Linked DNA regions of Homo sapiens: region 2 is linked to region 1. Evidence: chromatin contacts called from ENCODE Hi-C data. All regions are on one chromosome and are shown on one strand. The core of a region is the stretch at or near the end of the contact, and the rest is flanking DNA. Distances in the headings are between cores, read along the strand shown.

Region 1 (3,318 bases), core at 89-2,588:
GTTTCGTGAAATGATGGTGATAGTAGACGGCATTTATTTGCTTGACAACTTTGTATGATCTCAGATTTTCTGTGTGTTTTACTTTTACTGACCCTTCAAATCTAAGTGTGTGTAAACCCTTTTAAAGTGCGTTACTACATCATTTAGTATGTGTTTCGTAGAAAGCAACCTGGGAGTTAACTGCCAGGAGCACGCAAGTTTCAGAAAGCAAGACATACTCATCTCTATTCAACAATTAATCAGTTCTGATTGGGTTTCAAGTAAGGCTTAGTACCAACGCTTAGGGAGGGGCGTGCAAAAACGAGAAAGGTAGTGTTTGACCTTACCGGTTTAAGGTTTATCCTGTGCATTATACAGTTAAGAAACAACGCAGGAGAGTGCCAGGGAACCGAGAGGGGCTTGACAGTTGCTGCAGGAGAGTCTTGACTTGGAACCAGACGAACGTGGAAAGTTAGAGGAGGGGAAAACCCCTACTAGGATAAGGCAGACAGGAATCAAGGCTTGGAGCGCATCTGGGGCCCCGGCCGCCCTGCCCAGGTGGAGGAAGAGCCGGCTCGAGGTGCAGCAAGGGGGCTGGGAAGGAAGGGCTGGCTAAAGCGCCACGTGGATGTGAGTGCCAAAGAGACTAGGAGAGCGTGGAAGTGAGTCCCGAAGAGACTGAGTTCAGGACGTGAAGAGAAAGAGGCCGAGAAAAACGACCCACCAGCGATCCTTCTTGAGGTCGACACCGAGCAGGGGTGGAGTCGGATACGCCCCGCGGACACCATGCACCCAATCAGCGACGAGCTGTCGCGGATCGCGGGACACGCCCCCTGATCCAAAGGCCCGAGAAGCTCTTGCACAGGACAGCCTCTGGAACCCCGCGCCATTAGCGCCTGCGCCGTCTCTAGGCCCCGCCCCCTCACCCCTCCGGTCCTGGAGCTCCCACAGCTAACATGGCGGCGCCCTGTGTGTCCTACGGCGGAGCAGTTTCGTACCGGCTTCTTCTCTGGGGTAGGGGTAGCCTCGCCCGGAAGCAAGGCCTCTGGAAAACCGCGGCCCCTGAGTTGCAAACAAATGTCAGATCCCAGGTAAGGCCTGGGAAGACTGGAAGCGGCTTACCTCTGCCGCGCGAGGATGTGGAGCCAGCGCGGACACCTTCCCCCAGCGTCTCGCGTGCCTTCAGGCAGGGACTCTAGGATCTTAGGTATTTAGTGGAGGTCTGAGGTTGGGGGGGAGGAGGTGGGTATTGGCGTGCAGTAGCCGCTCTAGAGGTTGTTACTTGTTTTTTTGCGGGGTGCAGCGAGGGGAACTTACCTGAAGGTAGAAGTGGAGCGACCTCCTCCTTCATTTGGCTGCTGAGCTAAGTAAGGGTCGGTGCCTAGGTCTGTGTTGGGTCCAGTCCTACCCTGCCCTGCTGTCTAGGGAGGAGGAGGGCCGCGCCAGAGAAGAATGATGGGAATTGGATTCCTGCAGGTGCCTGGAAGACAATGGAGAAAGTCACGTTGTGTAGAGGACAGTGACTTTTTGAAAGTGCCTTCAATATGCGCAATTTCTGGCTTCTTAATTTTCCCGAATCCCCCTCTATGGAAAGATGCAGGCCAGAACTTGTACGTTTCGTTTAATCCAGGGAGAAGTGGGGAGTCAACAGCTGGATGGCTGATGATGCCAGTTTACTGACATGCGATCTCAGAGCAGGAAAAAGATTTGAGAGGGAAGAAACGAGTTTAGTATGGGATTATGTTTTTAGGCATCTGGGATTTCCAGTAGGTCTACGGATAGTCAAGTGTATAGCTCAGGAGGAGAACTGATTTCGAAATGCCCTGTTACCTTGTAAATGGTAACTGAGGCCTTGTAAACAAATTAAATTACCTAGGGAGAGTGTACTGAGGAGTAGGCAGAGGGACAGGGCCCTGAAGGACAAATAAGAAATAAGAGGCCTCAAGAGATTGAGAATGAGGGACCAAAGAAGCAGGAGAGAAACCAGCCAGTGTGGTGTCATGGAAAACAGGTGAATGTTTCAAGGAGGGAGAGTGATAACAAGTACCAATTATTGCAGGAAAGTCAAATACCATACTTTAAAAACTATATTTAAAAAAAAAAACATCTTTTTGTATGTTCTTTCCTTTATATTTTAATCTAGATCAACCAGTCCATTCTATCTATTCATGTGGACATTTGTTTTTTTTTTTTTTCTTACTGGAAAATGTGCTAGAAATTTTTATTTTTTCATGCATCTCTTTGAGTATATCTTTGCTACATACGCATGATTATGAGAGGGACTATATCATACAGAGTATTTTTATTGTTGACATTTAATGTATGTATTGGGGGATGGCTAACTTTCTGTCCCTCCTGGTATCTATTCTTCTATGTTTTTTCCATGTTCTTATAATCATGCATAAACATACATGCACAGGTGTACTTTACAAAAAATGGTACCATATTTGATTGCATTTTACTTTCTGCTTTTCTCTTGTACATATGCAGTATATTGTAAAGTAGAAATCCTTCAGGGTCCCCTATTATGTTTTTAAAAGCATTTTTAACTGCTGCATACTATTCCATGATAAGAATATATCAAAGTTAATGTAACAATTGATGGACATTTGCTTTGTTTCTACTTTCTTTGCACTAATAAAGTTTCAGTAAACATCTGGTCTAGTTCTTAAGTACTGGTTTAGTAAAATGGATGAAGAATGATTTCTCCTGTTACTTTAATTTTCATCTCCTTGACCATTCTTGAAACAACCTCTTTCCCCCATATGGCAAATGTTTACTGAGCACTTTACCTGAGCCAGGCACTGTGAAGTAAACAATTTAAAGTCAAACAATTACAAGATAGTATCCACCCTTAGCACTCTTAAGGGATGGTCCTGAAATGGCTGAATCCCCAGATTCCTGAATACTACTACAGCATATATTTTACCACATTAAGTACAGCTCAGATATAACTGAAACACTTAGCTGACCCCCCTTTAGATTCTTATGATTGCATACATATACCTAAAGACATTGATAAAGCTTTTTTTTTTATCGTGGTGCAGAGCTTATCTGTCTTAAACATTAACATTTTTTCACTTCTGCCTCCAACATTAATAGATAGATTTCTCTTGGTAGCCCATGTTTTATAAAATAATAAAAATTTTAATCACTTAATGAGTGACAAAACACTATACCTGGTCTTTTGTTTGTTCCACTTTTAATTTCCTTAATTACAAAATCTCTTCAGAGGTTACAGAAAACTTGAAGGGTGTGGGAGAATAGAATAATAATAAAGTGCATTTCATGCAGAGTATTTTTGCATTTTGTTTATATATGTAAATGTATACTAGGTGG
Region 2 (3,499 bases), core at 753-3,252, 3.5 Mb after region 1:
ATATAGTCAAACTTTTCATCTTTGCATTTGTGAAAAATTGTATTTTATTTTTGTTTTATGATACTTTAAGAAATCATTTGTATTTTTCTGTAGAAACCTGTTTTTCTCTGAGTTGAACATTTTTGTACTGATTTTTTTAATAATTAGAACTTTTTTAATAATTTAGAACTTTTTGTCATACATTTTACAAATATTTTTCTTGGTTGGGGTTTGTTATATTTATTTGCTATGCAGAAAATTTAGATTTCTATGTAGTTACATTTATCAATTTTTATTTATTTATTTAGAGACAGAGTCTTGCTCTGTCGCCCAGGCTGGACTGCAATGGCGCGATCTCGGCTCACTGCAACCTCTGTCTCCCAGGTTCAAGTAATTCTCCTGCCTCAGCCTCCCAAGTAGCTGGGATTACAGGAACCCCGCCACCACAACCGGTGAAATTTTTGTATTTTTATTAGAGACGGGGTTTCACCATGTTGGTCAGGCTGGTCTCAAACTCCTGACCTCAGGTGATCCACTCACCTCAGCCTCTCCAAGTGCTGGGATTACACGCGTGAGTCACCGTGCCCGGCCTACATTTATCAATTTTTAATTTTATGGTTTATATGCTCTTTGAAAAGTCTCTCACCACTCCAACCTTACTTTTGTTTTTTTCCCTTGTTTTCTTCTGGTATTTTCATAACCTCTCTCTTTTTTTTTTTTTTTTTTTTTGTTTTTTGAACATTTAACTATTTGCTTTGTTTGGAATTTACTTTCATGTGAGGACATCAAATAGATCCAGTGTTTTCCTCCGACATGCCTCGACTGGCAGGAGACCAAAGTTTTCATTCTATTACTAGAGAGTAGCTATAGTTACAGAATCAGGTATCCTGAGAGAGATCATTTATGCCCAGGATGAATAACTTGTCTTATCTATTAAATCTATTAAATCCTTTGGAGATTTCACTTTTTTTTTTTTTTTTTTTTGGGACGGAGCCTGTTACCTAGGCTGGAGTGCAGTGGCGCGATCTCCCAGCTCACCACAAGCTCCGCCTCCCAAGTTCAAGCGATTCTCCTGCCTCAGCCTCTCGAGTAGCTGGGATTACAGGCATGTGCCACCACCACGCCCGGCTAATTTTGTATTTTTAGTAGAGACGGGGTTTCTCCATGTTGGTCAGGCTGGTCTCGAACTCCTGACCTCAGGTGATCCGCCTGCCTCAGCCTCCCAAAGTGCTGGGATTACAGGCGTGAGCCACTGCGCCGGCCCCAAAATTTCAGGTTTTGATAGACGGAATGGGTGAAGAAAATGAGAGCTAGCAAGGAAGAACAGGATGCAGAGGCAAGACTGGAAACTCTCCAAGAAAGGTTAACTTTTCTTAACTCACAAGTTAAACAAAGGCTGCAGGCTCCATGCGGAGCTCAGGCACCCAGCGGTGACCGATCCAGACCAGGTCCTCCCGGAAGCCCGGCCTGCCCGACAGAGCCTTACCACAGAGCCCCCTCAGGCGTCCTCGCCAGGACGGGGCGGAACCCTGTGTAGCTCCCACCCCCGGGACGAAGGCCGCTGCCAGGGCCGCGCAGCCACGCGAGTGGAATCAGAGGAGCCTCGAGGCAAGGAGAGCCGGGCCCCGCTCCCTGCGCCCGTCACCGCCATCCTTGTTGTAGGGAACTCGGCCCCCGAGCCGCCGCCGCGCTCCGTGGGCTCCCAATGAGCCCCTACCCCAGCCACCCGCTGCGTTTGCGCCAGCCTCCCAGACTAGCCTGGGGTGCTGAAATGGGGGCGGGCCCGAGCCACGGGTTGGGGCGGGGTCTGATGCGCGCCCCGCCCCGCAACGCCCCGCCCCCCCGCGCCTACCTCTCCAGTCCGCGCCCTTCGGCGCCCGCCCCGCCAGTCCCCGCCCCTCCTTGCCCAGCCGCTCCCGCCCCTCCCCCGCCTTCCCGCGCGGCCCGCCTCGCCTTCCCCCCCCTCCCGCGCCCCCGCGCGGCCGGCCCCTGGCCTTCCTCCCCTTCCTGCTCCGGGCCCGCCAGTAGCCGGCCGCGGCGGCGAGGGACTAGGACGCGGCTGGAGCGGCGCCGGGAGACGAGGGGCTGAGAGACGGCGGCGGCCGAAAGCGGAGAGATGCTGGGCGTGGCGGCCGGGATGACCCACAGGTACGGGCCGCACCGCGCGGCCCCCGCCACGTCCGCCCCGCAGCTCCCGGCGGGCCTTCGGGCCGGGCCGGGCCGGGCCTGGCGCGGGCGGGCGGCCGGGCTTTCCCCGCGGCCTCCCCCGGTCGGCCGGAGCCCCGACCCCCAGCGCTCGGGTGGCGGCGTGGCTGCGTCCGGGCCCGCGGAGGAGACGGCTGCTGTTCACTCCCGGGTGTCCGCGGTGGCACAGGCGCTGACGCCGCCCCGCTGCTCCGAGAGTTCCATAAGACAAATCAGTATTTGCCGAGCTAATCATTTATCTTCTAGCAGTAGGGATCAGCGGGTCGCAGACGTCTTGGTCTCAGGACCCCTCTTGGGACTAGAGGACCTGGAATGGTGGCTATCTCCATAGACTGTACTAGAAAGGAAAACCGAGACACTGAAGTTACTATTAACTCATTGAATAAATCCGTGGTATGTTAACGTACATACCACATTTTTATGCAACATAGGGTTTTGCTAAAACAAAAGAGTTCGTGGGACGACTGGCGTCCTTTACAGTTTGCGAATCTCTTGAGTTGTCTGACTTAGTAGAGACAACTACGTTCTCCCATCTCCTTTGCAGTTCAGTCTGTTGCGGTATGTTTTTATATGAAGAAAATCTGATCTTACACAGATGTGTAGTTGGAAAAGTGAGTACTGTCTTAATAGCTGTTTCAGATAATTATGGGTATTCTTTATTACTACACCAAAACTACGTAAGTGGAAGTTTCTCAAAGGCTGGTTTGGACGTGGAATCTGAAGCTACTGTCAGCGGACTTTTCACACAGTTTCGTTAAAATTCCTTGGTCTGTCTTGCAGTTTGAATGCAGCTAAAGCTCCTGTCAGTGGCCTTTGCACACAGTTACGTTAAAATTCCTTGGTCTGTCTTGCAGTTTGAATGCAGCTGTTACCCATTGTAACACCATATATTTGTCGTTTGGAAGATATTGGCTCACTGAGTTTGGCAGATCTCAAGCTGACGCATTTCATTAATAGCGCCGAATAACATTCGTTACCATCGCTATTGATTTCATTAGGAAAGTCTTTATGTTAAAAGCCGTCAGATACAAGGTGGTGTTTACAAGTTTTCCAAAATTCTCATTTTCGGTTGAAAGCTTGCTTTTTATCATTGGGAGCAAAATATTGTCAATTGTTTTCCTCAAAGTGACAGACTCACTTTGTTCAGTTTCAAGGAAGTGTCCGGCAATACAGGTTTAAATAACCCTAGTTTGTCAGTTGTTCTTTCCCGTAAAAATGGTATTTCATGACACAAGCAAGTTAATTCAGCTCATCGCTCTATTACAGAAGTGCACGCCTGCCATTTGGTCACAAGTAACAAAAAAGAGTCAAAGCT

What was found. A loop is a pair of places that touch in the nucleus more often than their neighbours do. Pooled maps may share reads with other maps.
Region 2: a map of ascending aorta shows a loop between it and region 1 (19-fold over the local background). The contact joins the promoter of LIMS1 here to the promoter of MRPS9-AS2 in region 1. A Hi-C loop is called at or near these places in 1 of 168 maps with a recorded cell type or tissue (ascending aorta), 1 of 37 single-sample maps with no recorded cell type and 10 of 50 pooled maps.

What each region holds. Positions count from the first base shown.
Region 1 is chr2:105,037,158-105,040,475 of GRCh38, forward strand. It overlaps MRPS9-AS2 (MRPS9 antisense RNA 2), which reads right to left and starts at 1,339. Exons shown (of 3, transcript NR_110603.1): 1 at 1,297-1,339. It overlaps MRPS9 (mitochondrial ribosomal protein S9), which reads left to right and starts at 912. Exons shown (of 11, transcript NM_182640.3): 1 at 912-1,070. The coding sequence starts at 936. RefSeq lists enhancers at 319-528, 549-598, 649-698, 869-1,198, 952-1,894.
Region 2 is chr2:108,532,468-108,535,966 of GRCh38, forward strand. It overlaps LIMS1 (LIM zinc finger domain containing 1), which reads left to right and starts at 2,003. Exons shown (of 10, transcript NM_001193483.3): 1 at 2,003-2,127. The coding sequence starts at 2,096. GCC2-AS1 (GCC2 antisense RNA 1) reads right to left here and starts at 1,752. Exons shown (of 3, transcript NR_135290.1): 1 at 1,362-1,752. RefSeq lists silencers at 866-1,160, 1,649-2,248.